2 separate regions of the Homo sapiens genome follow, and region 2 is linked to region 1. A link is a loop called in an ENCODE intact Hi-C map of the cell type or tissue named here. Cell type or tissue: heart right ventricle. All regions are shown on one strand. Links, peaks and the distances in the headings refer to the core of each region. The heading gives the core; the rest is flanking DNA. Region 1 holds the start of SNORD83B (small nucleolar RNA, C/D box 83B). Region 2 overlaps DNAL4 (dynein axonemal light chain 4).

What was found. Hi-C counts contacts between places; a loop is a spot of excess contacts. Peaks named below come from ENCODE experiments on the same cell type or tissue, not always from the same donor. Only the 100,000 strongest peaks of a DNase experiment are listed, where the experiment ranks them.
Region 2: a loop joins it to region 1, with 3 times the contacts of the local background. A loop is called at or near these places in 3 of 110 quality-filtered maps.

The regions. Positions count from the first base shown.
Region 1 is chr22:39,306,250-39,314,566 of GRCh38, forward strand. It overlaps RPL3 (ribosomal protein L3), which reads right to left. Exons shown (of 10, transcript NM_000967.4): 7 at 7,858-7,959; 8 at 7,385-7,480; 9 at 6,942-7,061; 10 at 6,633-6,735. The coding sequence ends at 6,691. SNORD83B (small nucleolar RNA, C/D box 83B) reads right to left here and starts at 7,662; the gene lies at 7,570-7,662. RefSeq lists enhancers at 2,325-3,524, 4,443-4,983 and silencers at 3,844-4,053, 4,788-5,249. In heart right ventricle, for the core only: CTCF peaks have their summits at 668 (motif pointing left), 4,822 (motif pointing left), 5,022 and 8,210; DNase peaks (open chromatin) are centred at 676, 931, 2,817 and 4,832; H3K4me3 peaks cover 806 bases; H3K27ac peaks cover 3,570 bases.
Region 2 is chr22:38,777,646-38,785,962 of GRCh38, forward strand. It overlaps DNAL4 (dynein axonemal light chain 4), which reads right to left. Exons shown (of 4, transcript NM_005740.3): 2 at 5,018-5,225; 3 at 3,281-3,364; 4 at 863-1,968. The coding sequence starts at 5,086. The coding sequence ends at 1,804. Among named protein-coding and RNA genes, the nearest start is that of DNAL4, 12 kb to the right of the region's middle. RefSeq lists an enhancer at 2,022-2,522. In heart right ventricle, for the core only: no CTCF peak of the experiment used is centred there; a DNase peak (open chromatin) is centred at 3,596; H3K27ac peaks cover 5,071 bases.

The sequences.
Region 1 (8,317 bases), core at 286-8,285:
TGTTCACAGGTCAGCTGTAAATGAATGTGCAATGTGGAGCCAGGGAAGCTGCTGAGGCGGGAGGTCCTGCCTCTGATTAAATGTATATGAGAAACGCTGGGAATAGTGGTTCCCAGGAAGCAAGAGGGAAGCACTGGGCATTGGGCTGGATCTTGTGTCTGTCACTCCAGATCCTCAAGCCGCCCTTTCACCCACTTCTCTGTGCCCCAGGATGCTGACTTCTGGGGACTATATCAACTAAACTCCCTTGCCACTTCCAGCTGGGTTCAGCCATTGGTGTCACCAGCAGAACAGAAGGTTGGGGTCAGTGCTGTGCTGGTAAATGTCTAACAAGCAGCTCCCTGGAGGAATGGCCCTGATCTCTAGTGTCTGCCTGTTTCCCTGATGTAAATATTCCTGCTGCGGGTGGAGATGGTGTCACAGATGGATGGGGGATGACATGGTGTCTTCATCATAGGCTCTGGTGTTGCCAAGCCAGTGTGTCCATAGGCCCTGGGCCATGGGGGAAGATGGCGTGGCGTGTCAATGTCCAGGTGTGTTCCCAGCTGCTGGCATGAGGATGAGCTGGGGCTTTCACACCAGCTGGTCCTCCTCTGTGCTTGGATCCCCATCTATCAAGTGGGGGTGACAGGCAGCTCCTTGCTGCCCCCTGTTGAGGGGTTTCTGTGCAGTAAGGCACACAGTCCTGCCTGGCCCAGTGCCTGGGGCCCGTGAGTCTTCAGTAACAGCGGCCATGGTGGTGACCATCGCCTGGGTCCCTGCTTATGCCCCGGGCTGGCTGACCAGGCTCAAGGATGGCCTGGGGTGGAGGTCTGCTGGAGAAGCCCACTGGGGAGGAGACAGCGGCCAGTAGGATGGGGAAGTTGGCGAGGCAGCTATCTTTAGTGCCTTCCCTCACAGCCGTTTTCCTCTGCCGGGCTAAGCAGGACTCTGGTGGGGACCGGGTGGGGAGGGGTCACTTCTCCATAGTCACATGAAGCCCAGTGACCTGAAGACCAGCTGTGCAGGCTCAGGGCCCAGCAAGGGTGGGGCTGGCTGTGGTACCGGGCTCCAGGAGACCTCATCCGTAAAGAAGCAGGGGCCCACTGTAGGAGCCTGGGAGAGGGTAGGGGGCCAAGGAGCATTGGGGGTCGCAGTGGCTGCTGGGAAACAGTGTCCCTCCAGTCCTCACCCAGAGCTTTCGCAGCCCTCCTGCACCAGGACAGCGTGGTGTGATGGTTGTGCGCTCGTGTCTGGAGCCTGGATTTTATATCCCCGCCTCGCCACTCCAAGAGTCTGACCTCGGAGACTGTGACTTAACCTTGCTGAGCCTCAATTTCCTCCCTGTGAAAACAGAAGTGATGCCGGGGCTCAGTGGCTCACACCTGTAATCCCAGCACTTTGGGAGGCCGAGGCAGGTGGATCACCTGAGGTCAGGAGTTCAAGACCAGCCTGGCCAACATGGTGAAACCCCATCTCTACTAAAAATACAAAAATCAGCCAGGCGTGGTGGCGTGCCTATAATCCCAGCTACTCAGGAGGCTGAGGCACAAGAATCGCTTGAACTCGGGAGGTGGAGGTTGCAGTGAGCTGAGATCGCGCCACTGCACTCCATCCTGGATAACAGAGTGAGACTCTGTCTCAAAAATAAGTAAATAAATAAATAAGGTAACTCTGGGCTGGGCGAGGTAGCTGAACGCTTTTAATCCCAGCACTTTCTGAGGCTGAGGGGGGAGGATTGTTTAAGCCTAGGAGTTCGAGACCAGCCTGGGCAACATGACAAGACCCACTCTCTACAAAAAATACAAATATTAGGCCGGGCGCGGTGGCTCATGCCTGTAATCCCAGCACTTTGGGAGGCCGAGACAGGTGGATCACGAGGTCAGGAGATCGAGACCATCCTGGCTAACACGATGAAACCCTGTCTCTACTAAAAAATAAAAAAAAATTAGCCGGGCGTGGTGGCGGGTGCCTATAGTCCCAGCTACTCGGGAGGCTGAGGTGGGAGGATTGCTCGAGCCTGGGAGGTCAAGGCTGCAGTGAGCCGTGATCGCACCACCGCACTCCAGCCCTAGGCGACACAGTGAGACCCTGTCTCAAAAAATAAAAATAAGGTAACTCTGAAAAGAGTTGAGTACAAACCTTGGCACACCGTAGGTGCTCAACAAATGAGCCCTCTCCTTCACCCTTGAGGCAGCATTCATTGGCTTTACCGACCCCTGGTAGCCTAGAGTGAGGGTGAAGAGATGCCTGGGCTCACGTCCCAACCCCACCAATCATACAGCATCCCTGGGCAAGTTATTCATCCACAAGCCCCAGTTTCTTACTGTAAAATGTGATCATAACAGAACCTGCCTCAAGGAGTGAGCCTGATGACTTTTTCTCTGTGTGAAATGCTCAGTGCCTAATACAGAGCAAGATGCTCACAATGATTGCCGCCTGCTGTCCCGCGCACTGCCTTGACCTGTGAGTGCTGCTGATTGTGGGTGAGCGGCTGGTGAGGTTGGGCTCTGGATGGTTCCTGGATGCTCCCTTCCTCCCTCACTCTCAGGCCCGTGGAGTTACCGCAGCGCCCCCATTATCTGTGGTTTCACTTTCCTTAGTTGCAGTTTCCAGCAGTCAGCCACAGCCTGAAAATATTAAAGAGAAAATTTCAGAAATAATTCATAATTTGACATTGCATGCCATTCTGAGCAGGGTGATGAAATCATGCAGCGATGATCGTGACTCATTCCTCTGTCCAGCGTCTCCGCGCTGCAGGCGTTCCCGCCCGTGAGTCACTTTGTAGCCCTCTTGGTGATCAGAGAGAAAAAGCCTAATCCACAGAGGGTTCCGTACTATCCGCGGTTTCAGGAATCCACGGGGGGTGTCGGAGGGTAGGGGCTACTGTAATTTCCTGCCTCCCGTGAGGTTTGCATCAGGCAGTCTCCTGTCGGTGGCCTGGCCCGGGCTCCTGAGACTGCTCCTGAAAGGGAAAGGGACTTTGGGCTCCTGGGAACTGCCCAGGAGGCAGGGCAGAGGGACCCCCAGAAGTTGCAGCAAGTAGCTGCATTATCAGCTACGAGGTTGAGAACCAAGGGGAGGAAGGTGAGCTGCCAGCTGCATGGGGCTACATCTGGGTGGGGGGACAGAGACAGAGCAGCACAGCCCCTGCCAGCAAGGCTGTCAACGAAGATCTAGGCAGAGAGCAATTTGGGGTGAGCCCACAAGGTGGCGGCCAGCCACTCACCCCTCTACACCCCGTGGCCATCCCCAGGTGAGCTGAGCGAAGTCCCTGGCTCCGTCACACCTTTTAAGGCAAAGGCAGCTCCCGCCACCACCTCCCTGTTCCCACTTGCTCAGAAATTCCCAGCAGGTATTTTTTCTTTTTTTCAGGAGGAATGGAATGGGACTTCTTGTTCTGTCACCGCAGGATTCCGGCGAGGCCTGTCTAGGGGTTCTGGTGAGAGAAAAGCGTGACAGGAAGCGCATGCCAGCAGGCACTTGGAGATGTACCCTTGGTGACATGCACAGGCACGGCAGCCGCCCCACCCACCACAGGCCTCCGCTCGGGACAGCGGGGCACACGCACAATACAGACGAGGCCCAGAGATGCAGAGACCCCCAACAAACCTTCTCCATGCTAGGGAGACAGGAGATCCAGCTGGGAATGAGCCCATATCATGAAGCCCCTCCCTCAGGAGCTCATACCGGAGCCCAGGAGCCTTGTCCCACCCCAGGGCCTTCGCACTCACCATTCCCTGGCGGGAGTGAGTGTTCCAGCACAGGGCTCCACAGGCAGGACCCTTGATACCTTTCAAATCTCAGAGAGGCCTCCCCGACCCCACCCACATGACTCCATCCCAGTGACCTGTTTTATTTCCTCACAGCCGTCTTCACTTCTAAACTGCCTTTTTTCTTGACAGGATCTTGCTCTGTCACCCAGCCTGGAGTGCAGTGGTGCAATCATGCATGGCTCACTGCAGCCTTGACCTCCCAGGCTCAAGCGGATCCTCCCACCTCAGCCTCCCAAGTAGCTGGGACTATAGGCACGCGCCACCATACCCAGCTAACTTTTAAATCTTTTGTAGAGACAGGTCTCACTAGGTTGTCTCAAACTCCTGGGCTCAAGCCATCCTCCCGTATCAGTCTCCCAAAGTGCTGAGATTACAGACGTGAGCCACCACACACGGCAGGCAAGGAAGGGCTGAGGGGCTGTCAACAGCAAAGGCTCAGCCCCCAGTCAAGCCAGGCTGCCCGTGAGAAAGGCTTTCTGTGCACTTGGGCACATGTGGATAGGTACGGGTGTGATGCCAGCCTCCACTTGCAGCCTGCAGGTGTGTCTGTGGTACTGGGTGCCTATGTGTGTGTCCTGAGCCTGGGGGAAGACAGACAGACTACCCCTAGGGGCCTTTGTTCTTTGCGTCCTGTCATCCTGGCCATACCCAGAACTCGGTACAGAGCCCTGGACAAGCAGCCAGGCTCGGCCAGGACATCTCAGACCAGCAAACCCTTTCCTTTCTGGGCTGGTAGGCAGCGGGGCTCCAGGCCCAGCCTAAGGGATGGGGAAGGGAGGGGACAGGCTGGGACCCCTGCCCAGTCAGCATCCCCACCAGGACGAGATCTAACCATGGAGACTGACAAGAGGCAGCACCCAGGAGACCAGGCAACCAGGTCTCACACCTGGCCCTGCCACTAAGGTGCCTGGTGGCCTTGGGACAATAGGTCATGACCCATTCCAGCTGTGCACTTGACTCCCATGACTGCGGGGCATCCGAAGACCCTGATGCAGAAAGGAACCCTGCCCAATCCAAAACCCCTAGCAGGGCCCTCTTGCAGGGCACGTGCCGCACTCACCCCCTGGTGGCTCCAACCTGAAGTGCAGCTCCAGTCACCTAGGCCCAGGCTGCAGAGCCAAAGATGGGAGGGGCTGCAGGAAGGAGGGTTCTGCCTTGAGACCAACTGCCCCAAGCCAAGCTCAGAAGGAGCTGGAGACTTGCAGGGTGGACAGACACACGTGGGGAAGGTTCCCGCTGCACACAACTCAACTCTGACCTGCCCCTGCCTCAGGACCTACATGGCACTTATCCGCTCTGCACCTGGATGACTTTTTTTTTTTGAGACGGAGTCTCGCTCTGTCATCCAGGCTGGAGTGCAGTGGCGCCATCTCGGCTCACTGCAAGCTCCGCCTCCTGGATTCACGCCATTCTCCTGCCTCAGCCTCCCAAGTAGCTGGGACTACAGGCGCCTGCCACCACGCCAGGCTAATTTTTTTGTATTTTCAGTAGAGACGGTGTTTCACCGTGGTCTCAATCTCCTGACCTCGTGATCCGCCCACCTCAGCCTCCCAAAGTGCTGGATTACAGGCGTGAGCCACCGCGCCCGACCGACTTCAAGATATTTTAGTGCTTCACCCTGCACCCTCAGGTCCACAGGGAGACAGTGACAACTTGGGCATCTCCACAACTGTTCTCCCGCAGTCCCACACACGCCCCGAGCCCACAGGTGCACCCTGCACGCTGATCCTCAGATCCCAGCTATTGCCAATCCATCCGAATAAACAGAGACTCAGACACACAGTTAGGGTCCCGGTGACTAGCAGGCCTGCCAGACACTGCTGGGTGGACAGTCAGCTGGCGCAGCTGGGGACTCTATCCACAAGTAACTCAGCGAGGGATGGAGTACAGCACAGCGCCTGCTCACAGCCACAGCACCTTGAGTCTGAGGGAGCAGCTTCGACAGCATCAGGGGACCTGCATTCCACACCCCGTCCTGGTAGAGCCTAGGTGCAGCTTGAGCAAAGACGGGGAGTCAGCAAGTGGGTCCAAGCACCAGGGTCTGTGCTGGGCTTCACCGAGATCACCGGGCTCCAGGCCAGGTCACAGGGGTCAGTCCAGAGCCTGGGGGCTTCCTTCAGCTTACAGCAGCAGCTGCACCCCAGCATCCTGGGCTCCAGGGACTGAGGGCAGCAGGCACTCAACGTGCAAGTCAAGAAAGCACATAAGTCCCATGCCCGAGGGGGCTGGGGTACAGGGGCCATCTCCAGTGGGAACAGGGACTGCACCAGCCAAGTCCCAGAAGGTAGACCCCAGCCCAGAGGGGACACAGCCCTCTGCCACATGTTCCAACTAGGCTTCCAGCTGCCGAGCCGGGGAAGTCCCTTAACCTCTGTGCCTGTGTTCATGTTCTCCCAGTACCAGACTTGGGGTGCAGATTACAAAAGAACCTGAACAAGCCTTAACTGGAAGCCACCCTTCCCTGGATTAATTTAAAACCAAATGAACTTTTTAAACAAGTAACAAACCCACGGTCTGCCTGCACACCAGCATCAAACGCGCCAGGGAACATCCAGGCCTCCCTGTCTCCTTCTCGTCTCCACAGCACTGGCATCACCCAAGCTGTGCAAACAGCAGAGACCCAGCTGCCTCACCCTGGTGACAAACATTTGCACAATGCCCACTGCTCCAGGCTGGATTTCTACAGCTCAGCTGCAGAACCAGGCCCAGCTTTTACCTCCCTCCAGGGACTGAGGGTGGGGGACAGAGTGGGAGGCCAGAAGGCAAACCCAGCGAAGCTACAGAAAGGAGGGCAGTGGCCTTGGGGAGCACAAGGCACCTCAAGGGCCCCCATCTGCCTCCCCAGTCCCAGCCTCTCTCCTGAAGAAAGAGGCAAGATGTCAGTGGAAAATAACTTTTATTGAGACCCCACCAACTGCAAAATCTGTTCCTGGCATTAAGCTCCTTCTTCCTTTGCAATTCGGTCTTTCTTCAGTGGTCCCTGTGGGGAGAGAGGCAGTGGTCAGAGGTAGAAGATGACAGGTGACAGCAGATGCCCACTCTAGAGGAGACCAAGACTCTGGGCCAGTCTCCACAGCCACAAGAGAGGCCTAAGGCATCAAGACCACCCCTACCCCGGCTGGAGCCAAAGGCAGGCGGCTGCCCAAGCCACCACACCCAGCGAGGGGGGCAGGCAGAGGTGCTCACCATGAATGCTTTCTTCTCCTCCATGGTCTGGAAGCGGCCATGGCCAAACTTGGAGGTGGTGTCAATGAACTTAAGGTCAATCTTCTCCAGAGCCCGCCGCTTCGTCTGCACCAGCAAGGACTATGGGCCAAGAGGGGAAGGGATTTAGGATTACGAGGAGCCAGGCTTTCCTCAGCACTGTTCACAGCGCCCCTGCATCTGGGAAGCCACACGATCAATTCAGCCTCCCCCACCATCCGGCAGATGAGGACACACTCAAAGCAGCAAACAGCCCAGCAAGGCCAGACTGGGAATTTCCTCATCTCAGGACTTCAAAGCCAGTGTGAAAGGACTGCCAACACCCTCTCCTTCCTTTCCTCTCCCACCACAGGGCCACCAGCGTCTGTGGCCTTGGATCCTCCCTCTACAAGAGCCCCCCCATGACAAGTCAGGACCTGCCTCACCTTGCGGAGGGTGAGCACCCGCTTCTTGGTTCCCACCACACAGCCTTTCAGCATGACAAAGTCATTGGTCACTTCACCATAGTGGACAAAGCCACCCTGGAAAACGAGCATCGGATCAGCACAGGCCCAGGAGGGGATTGTCGTGCAGATGACCCCTCCAGGTTCAGGCCCTCCCTGACCACAGGGCTGTTCTCAGAAGGAAGGCAACAAGGAACGGTTCCGCAGTCTGTCTCGGGCGCTGTGCCCAGCGCACATTCCAGGCCTCATCACTGAACAGCTGAGCCTGAGACCCCACTTCTCACCAGCCAACCCCGACGAGTGGACTCAGATGACAACATGCCACTTACAAGGGACACAGCTAGGTGTTGTGTTGGCTTCAGTTAACGATCCTGCTAGCAGCCCCTAGGAAGCAGCCTATCCCCAAAAGCACGAGGCCTGGGATGGCCTCACAGAGCAGAACACCCATTACTTACCAGAGGGTTGATGCTCTTGTCAGATAGGTCATAGTCAGTGGAGGCATTGTTCTTGATCAGCTTGCCGTCCTTGATAAGGTAGCCCTGGCCAATCTTATAAATCTGAATGAACAAGAAGGGTGTAAGGCTGGGGCATTAGGGACAAATAACCCAGACATGCCAGTGTGCTGACCTGCAAAGCACGCTAGAAGGCAGCTGAGGCCTCAGTCCCAGTCACAGCGTATCCCAAGGTCAGAGCAAAAAGCTGGCTGGCCCTCCAGGTTCCTTTCTGTAAGGCGGCTGGGCTAAAACTAAAGATCCTGCTGTACAACACAGGCCTGTCACCCCCCTGGTGGTGGCATCAGGGACCAATAAGACTAGTATCCCCAGCCACACCAGTCAGCCCCACCACAGCCACTCTACAGGATGGCACCTTACAAATCATCAAGATGGGCCAGAACTGACCATGAGAAGCAAGCCA
Region 2 (8,317 bases), core at 155-8,154, 530 kb before region 1:
ATCTTGTTAGTGCTGGACGCTCAGTCTCACAAGGGTGGGACTGGGACTGGGATAAGGACAGGGCTTCAGCTCCCAGACCCATGTATCCTAGGGACCATCTCAGGAGGGCCCCTGTGTGCATGGGAAGGCGGGCTCTCCCCGCTCTCCCCACGCCCGGGGTGTTCACTTCTGAGGCTCGGATTCAGGGGACAACCCCTGAGGGGGCTTCACAGGCCTGCACGTGGCTCCTGTCCTCAAGTCACTTCTCATCTCCTGCGTTTACCCCAAGTGCCTTGGGGTAATGTCTAGTTTTCTGTCCTGAGAGCAGCCCTCTCCCTTGGTAAGATCCCGTTTTCTGTTCAAGCGTCGGCTGTCAGGCCTTACCCCACTGGAGACCCTGTACTCCCCAGGCTGGGCTTGGAGTCCCTCCTTCCTCCTGCCAGAATGCCCCGCCCTATCTTACAATGTTACTTTTCGTATGAGTGAAATGATGGGGCCCATGTCCTCTGCAGTGGACCGAGAGCTCACTGAGGCCAGACCTATGGCTTGTCTTTGTATCCTCAGCTCCTGGGGCCTGACCCTCAGTGGCTATTGAATAAGCATCTGTTGAACTGAGTGAAATTCTGTGGGCCTGAAAACATCTTTACTGTAGCTTAGTCCAGCTGCCAAGCGTATCTCAGTGTCCGTGTGGCCCCATCCAGCTGCACTTGGCCCCCAACCTCAGTGACCTAATGGTGAGAGGGGCCAGGCCATGTCCACTGGGGCTATGCCTGGGCCAGGGGCTTCCAGCAGCCTCACAGTTTAACCAGAAACATCTCTAGGTGCCTGAGCCTGAGGATACTGATCACACCTTCCCCTAACATCAAGAGACTGTAGAATGAGGTCAGTTTTTGGTCATTTTAATTGTAAAAACCAAGACATTTATATAAATAAGACCGCTGTGTAAAATACGATTCACCCTTCTACTAAAACCCTTTTCCCACACTCGAAAAGAACATAGAAAACCCAGCAGAGAGCAGTACAAATCAGCATGCGGTCCCTGATGCGAAGTCGCGGGCAGGCCAGGGTTCCCTGCGGAAGCAGCCTCGTGGTGAGAGCACTCCTGCCCAGGTGTCCCACCAGAGGCTCGGTGACCCCTCGAGAAACTGCCAGGTAGCAGCTCCCACACACCAGCCCCTGGCTCTCAACTGTACGGGTCGAGGAGGGGACGGGAAAGGCTGCTTGGTCCCCACCAAGGCTGGGGGCTGGGGGGGCTGCTGGCCCAGTGAGATGCAGTGGTCTGTTCAGCCTGGGGTCAAGTTGGGGGAAGGGGTTTCTGAGGGGTCAGCACCTCCCCAGAGGACAAGGAGAGAAGCTGCCTGTGTCCCTTGAAAGAATCATCTCCTTCTTGGGGCCATTTTCATATGACCACTAATGACAAGGACGGCCGACACTTCCCGGCAGTACTGGGGATGGCAGGGCAGTGGGGCTCCCAGGATGCAAGGGGAAGGCAGCCCTGGAGAAAGGGGGACTGGCGTGTTCCTGTGCGGAAGATCTCATCTCCCACCTCCTCTACCCTGTCACACCGCCCCACCCCACGTCTCCCACACAGACCCATGCCCGCTGCCCCGTCCACACCCTGAGACTCCGAGGGAGACGGTTGAGAGCCTGGGGATGGAGATGTCAAGTTCACACACTGGGCGTGGCTCAGGAAACTGGTACACAAAGACAAAAAGAAAAGACCCCAACTCTCCTTGGAAAAACCAGGACCTGCCTAGGGCTGCTCCCCACCCCAGATGAGTGGCAGGAAAAGGCCCTGCAGGGGACGGGGCAGGGGACAGAGTGTCAGGAGCACTTCCAGACGCACACAGCCAGGGTGCCCCCGAAGTACAGGTAGAGGAGGTTCTTCACCTCGTGGGTGATCTCAAACCCAAAGCCCTCGCCGATCACCACGTGCCAGGAGGAGCCGAACTTCTTGTCCATTGTCTCTTTGATCATCTTGGCGGCGCTCTGGAAGGAAGAGGGCACTTATCAAGGGGGCGCAGGGCAGGTGGGGGCAGGAGTCAGGTCCTTCTCCAGGAAGGAGAAGGCTGGCACTGAGGTCTTGGCAAGAGAAAGGCCTGCTGTCCTATTTCTCTTGTCCTCCTGCTTCAAAAAGGGTTTCCACGCAGGCCACCTCCTGCCAGGTCTATTACACAGGCACAGAAAACTAGACATTACTCAGCAGTCAAGAAGAAACTGGCTGAGGCGGGAAGGCAAGCATCAGGTCTGGAGATAGCCTGGGGCTGCGTCCTGGCTCTGCACTTAGTGCGGGCTTCCTGGGCCAGTGCCACCTCCCTCAGATGTAACCTGGACAAGCGGGGCACCAGGCAGTCTCAGGACCAACTGGATGGAGAGACCTGGCACCCTGCAGACTGCGAGGTACCTGATGCGTTCAGTGGGCTCTGGGGAGGCGCCGACTACTCCCCTAGTCATGGCCACAGTCGACTTCTTCCTGTGCCTGCTCTTTCAAGACGTGCCCCCTGTGTGAGGAGGTCTAGAGGGGCAGGGACCCCCGCTCGGCAGGGCGAGTCCAGGTGCAGGCGCCTGAGGTACACCAACAGCGCCTCCCACCATGCCAGGTGCCATGCTGGGCACTCTGTCCCCATCGTCTCAGTAAATACATCCTCACAACTGGCCCAGTGAGGAGGCACCATCGCCACCCTCCATTTAAGGACTAGGAAACTGCGCTCAGAGTTGAGAAATGGCTCATTCAAGGGTACAGCTGGGAAGGGCTGAAGCCAGGATCTGAACCTGGGCCTGGCCGACCCAAAGCCTGGGCTCCCACTGGCCAGTGTCTTGCCTCCCCACCGGCTGCCGCAACACTGACTTCTCGCTCTCCCCACCAGATTGATGAATGGCCTTCCTGCGTTGATGCCTGCTGGCCGTATCCCCAACACCTAGAACAGCGCCTGTTCAACACCTTTTTGAATGGATGAGTGAATACATGAATGGATGCCTGGGCAGGCCTCTGTTCACCACTGGGATGGAACCACGGGGAAAGGCACCCTATTCAGCAGCCCACCTGAGGCAGGGAACATGGGCAGGGGCGTCATGGAGACCCCTGTGGCTTTGCTCCTCTAGGGCTGGGTGTGACCGTCAGTGCCTGGAGTCAGCGCCAGCCTCTCACTCACTGACTTTCCCCAGACTGAATGCTTCCAAGGAAGGCTCTGGCCTCATCCTAGCAGTACTGTCTGGAGCCAACTGCAGGGAACAGGGGCCACTTTATTCACCCACAGGGGCCATCAAAAGCACGAGGGGCCGCCTGCACTGCTGGCAATACCTCGTTGTTGTTGGAGAATTTCTCACAGGCTGTGACACATAGCTCCATGGTCTCCACGCGCATCTCCTCTGGCATGTCCGAGTGCTAGAGACAGGGCAGGGGTAACAAACAAGAGACAGGCTTAGCCCGTGACCTGGCCTTCCTGGCTGGCCTCTCTGTCCCAAGCTTAAGGCATGGACAGCAGGTAGCCTCCCTGGCCCAGCCCTGGGCAGGTGACCCATCTCCTGACTGAGGGCCTGCAGCTGGGGCAAAGGCATGGCATGGAGCTGAGCCTCGTGGGCTCTCAAGCCCAGGCTCTCTGCAAGGGCACGAAGCCAGCACCAGGTTCCAGCCAACAGACATGGGAAGAAAGCCGGCTGAGGGCGGAGGGAATGCTGGCTATGGAAGTGTGTTCCGACGGAATCTCACCCCGGAGGCCCGAAGAGGCCGCTGGGCGCTCTCTGGGGCCCCTGGTTTTCCTCCGGCCTTTCCCTCTGCTCCTTCTCCATCGATCTGCTGGATTTCCTTCCTCCTCCCAGCTCCTGGAGGGCCCTGGGCCCCACCTCCACTCTCCCATCTCCAGCGACTCCATCTCTGGGGTCTTGTGTGTTCCGCGCCTGTCTGTGTCCTCTCTGTGGGAGGGCTCCCACACTTCTACCCCCAGCTCTAACCTCTTCTTTGGGCTCCTGACTACTCTGTCAAACTGGCCACTTGACAGCCTCACTTAGATGTCTAAAAATAACTTGATTCCCACAAACCCATCTTCTTCCATCTCCTTTTCCTGGTAATTGATACCATTTTTTCTCCCAATACTCAGGAAAAGACAGACTGTAGCAGCCACCCTGGACTCTCTTGCTCCCATACCCAGTCTCCAATTTGGCAGCAGGTCCTTTGGCCTCTGCACTCACGGAACACCCTAAACCCGACCGCATCTCGCACTCTACTCCGTGAGCCGCACCCAGCCACCCTCATCGCTCTGGGCCTCCACAGCGGCCTCCTCGCTGGTCTCCCCACTTCTGCTCTGGTATCTCCAAATCCATTCTGCTCACAACAGCTGGAGTGAGCTTTTGAAAACCAAACAGATCTCATCACTCCCCTGCTTAAAACCCTTCAGTGTTCCCCCTTCGATTCAGGACAGAACCCACAGTTCTCACCACATTCTTCACTGTGGCTGGCCAGGCCTGTAGGGTCTGGCCCCACTGGTGCTGTTATGTCCTGCCACCCTTCTCAGCACTCCATTCCAGCCATGCTGGCCTTCTCTCTGTGCCTCCAAAATGCCAAGTTCATTCCCATCCCAGGCTTCCCGTGCCTCTGTTTCCCCGGCTTGGCATGTTCTTCCCCAGGTCTTTGTGAGGTTTGCTCTCTGTCTTCAGGTCTCTGATCTGCAAAACCTCTCCAGAAGCTAACCTCTGCTCTCCAGCTCCTTCCACCTGCTTCATTTTTCATTATAGTACTTACTGCCTACGATCATGTTCTTAAAACATGTATTTCATGTGGGCCAGGCCTTCGCCTGTCTCGTTTACCATCCCCACAGTGCCTAGAACAGTGCCCGGCATAGAGTAGGTGGCCCAATACTTGGTGAATGAATGAATGAATGAAACAATGAATCACTGTCAACTCCAAGATGTCTAGGTCTGAGCCAGCAGAGCCCTTCTTAACTTCCTCCCACTGCCATCCTGCAAGGGACAAGCTCCACCCACCTCTCTCCAGGCTGTGTGGGCCCTGCCGGCAGTCCTGCCTCCCTCCCCTGGGGCTTACCCTGACCAGAGGGAAGGTCTGCAGTCGCTTATAATCAGCCTCATCTTTCTTCCCTTCTGTTTCTCCCATGATCCTTCCACTGTGACCACTGGAGGAGAGTGGGGCTTTCAGGAGGTGCTGGGACTGGCAGTTAAGACACACCCAGGAGATTCAGGAAGCAGGCCCTGCCAACTCGGTGGGAGCAGAAAATGTCTTTCCCCGGGGGGTGCTGCAGAAAACAGGAGAAACCAGAAAAAAAGAGCTGGCTTCAAAACCATACATCGCAAATTAGAAATGTCTCAGTAACAATCTGACACCTCCCCATCTTAACTCCTCCGCACCCTTTTCCAAATGGCCAGCAAGTCTGCAGACGGCAGGATGAGTCAACACGAGATGCTGGGACCTGGTTAAGAACACACTGGTACGATGCCGCAAGCCCACACTGTCATTATCAAGACAAATACTGACTGTGGGCCAGGCCTGCAGGATGGAGGCTTGAGCTGGCAGTGAGCAAATGCAGTTTCCCCGCGTACCCACTACATACACGGTCCTTCCCTCCCACTACACACATGGGCCTTCCCTCCCACTACACACACGGGCCTTCCCTCCCACTACACACACGGGCCTTCCCTCCCACTACATACACGGGCCTTCCCTCCCACTACACACACGGGCCTTCCCTCCCACTACACACGCGGGCCTTCCCTCCCACTACATACGCGGGCCTTCCCTCCCACTGCATACACGGGCCTTCCCTCCCACTACACACACGGGCCTTCCCTCCTGCTACACACATGGGCCTTCCTTCCCAGAAGCTGTGCTTAGGAAGGGAAATGTTCAGGTCACCACTGACAGTCTGGGCTTATTGGCAAGCAAGGGGGCCCCTCTGCAGGCCCTGATCTTCAGGGGAATGGGCACGGTGCTGCTCTGTGCCCTCCCTGGCACACCAGGCTCCCTGGTTGTTCTTTCCTACTCCTTCTTGGACCACTGGGTCCTGTCCTGCTGGCCCAGCAGCTGGGAGGCTTGGGTGCTGCTGCTGGTTCAGTCAGTCACCAGCAGTATGGCCCTGGGCCCCAGACTCCTCACCAGTAATGTGGGTACAGTCACATCCATCTCATGCGGCCGTTATGAGAATTCAAAGAAACAGTGCCTGTAAAGCTAAGACAGTGCCAAGCACACGGCAGGCACTCAGTACATGGCTGTTCCCTAACCGACGGGGCTTCTACTAAAGAGACGGGCCTGGACCCGAGATGACTGGCAGCACTCCTGCCAATCCAGGCATTTCTCTTTCATCTTCAACCCAATTTATCTCATAATTCAAAGTTTTTTTTTTTTTTAATCTCAGAAGTACTGACATAAGCGGATACAAATCACCAGGTTGTTAAGCCCTTTTTAATGATTTATATTAGACAACTACAGCAAAATAATGTTATTCCAGCATTTCTCACATTTCCAAATAAATTTCCTTTCACTGCACAGTCATGGAACCCAAAGGTGCCGAGCACGGTAACTAACAGGCAGGTGATGACACGTGACGGCTGTCGGTTTCCTGCCTGTCGGTGTTTCACATGCATTTACACACCTTGTCATCGCAACAACCCCGGGAGTTCGGTTCTGTAGGGACAGAGGCATGAGGCTGGTCAGTCGCTGGCCTGAGGTCACTCAGCTCGTTAGCGACACAGCTAAGGTGTGAATCCAGGCCCGGCTGTCGGCATGGGCACTCCTGACCCCTTGTTCATACGCCTCCTCATGGGCACACAGGAGGCACTCACAAGCATACATCAGCTGCCCACTGGGACAGCTCCTATCATCCTAGAAGGGAGACGAATCAAATATTTGCTCTTCCCCTTTGCTGTCTCTTTCACTTTTTTTTTTTTTTTTTTTCTTGAGACGGAGTCTCACTCTGTCGCCCAGGCTGGAGTGCAGTGGCACGATGTCAGCTCACTGCAAGCTCCGCTTCCCAGGTTCATGCCATTCTCCCGCCTCAGCCTCCCAAGTAGCTGGGACTACAGGCGCCCACCACCACGCCCGGCTAATTTTTTTCTGTATTTTTAGTAGAGATGGGGTTTCACCGTGTTAGCCAGGATGGTCTCGATCTCCTGACCTCGTGATCCGCCCACCTCAGCCTCCGAAAGTGCTGGGATTACAGGCGTGAGCTACCGCGCCCAGCCTGCTGGCTCTTTTTCTAATGTTAACTTGACCCTGGTTTGGCCCAGCCTTGAGCTTTCTGGGCACTCTTTCTGGGCTGTGCTCTTGATTTGATCCCCGCTCCAATGACTCGGTGCCACTCCATTTGGTCGGCTCCCTCGCATGAGGCTGGAAGCCTGGCACAGACCCCCCCCCCCATCCAATGACATTGGTATTTTCTGATTTCCCAGTGGACAGATGGCTCCACTTATCTCATCAATTCTGGGCATTTGTACCACTCAGATGTTAGCAGTTTTTGTTTGTCTCTCTCTACAAGCTGGTGAATTACCAAGCACAATTTCATTGTACTTTCTGGTCAGGTTCCTTATTTCACAAAATTCAGGGAATCATTTTGTCTTTGCTCATGAATGTGAAGGCGTATTTCCAATTCCAGGCTGTCCTCCTAGCCTTACTGCTTCCTCCTCTACCTTTGTCCAGGTGTGACAGAGGTGGCGGCTACACTGATGACAGAAGGAAAAGGGCACACAGTTTGTTTATCTCTGAGAATTTCAAGGGGGAACAATGAAAAATGTGGAAGCAGCTTCTTAGGCATCTTCCACTGAGATGTTTCCATTTGATTCAATTCATCCCGGAGGCTAAAAAGTGCTGGCATGTAGGAGCCAGGAGGGAACCAGGAGCCAGTTGTGGACATGCCACCCTCCAGGAGGTCAGGGTCTGTGACAGCTGCTCTAACATGCAGAATCCTGCTGAGATGTCCCATGACTTCAGAGGTATGACCAAGGCCCATTTCTCAGGAACAACGGGGAAAAGCCAGTGGGAGAGTGACCTGTGCAGCATCTTGCAGAGCTAAGAACTGTGTGGGCCGCAAGCCGGAGTGTGCAGGCATGGAGACCAGCTCTGTCAAAGACGAGCATTCTGCTCACTTCCTTTCTTTGCAGCCGTCAGCAAGTAATTTCACCTAAGCCTTGGTTTCCTTCTCTATGAAACGGGATACTAAATCCTATCTCTGCGTTCTCAGGAAGCTGTTGCAAGCCCCAGGTATGTGTATGTGAGCGATTTGAAACGTTAAAGCTCTCTGCGCTGTTATCACAGTGCTCTCTGCTACCAGCGTTAATCAGCCAGGACTTGGTCACCATGATTCAGCCAAGTTTACTAAGGGCCCTGACTACAAAG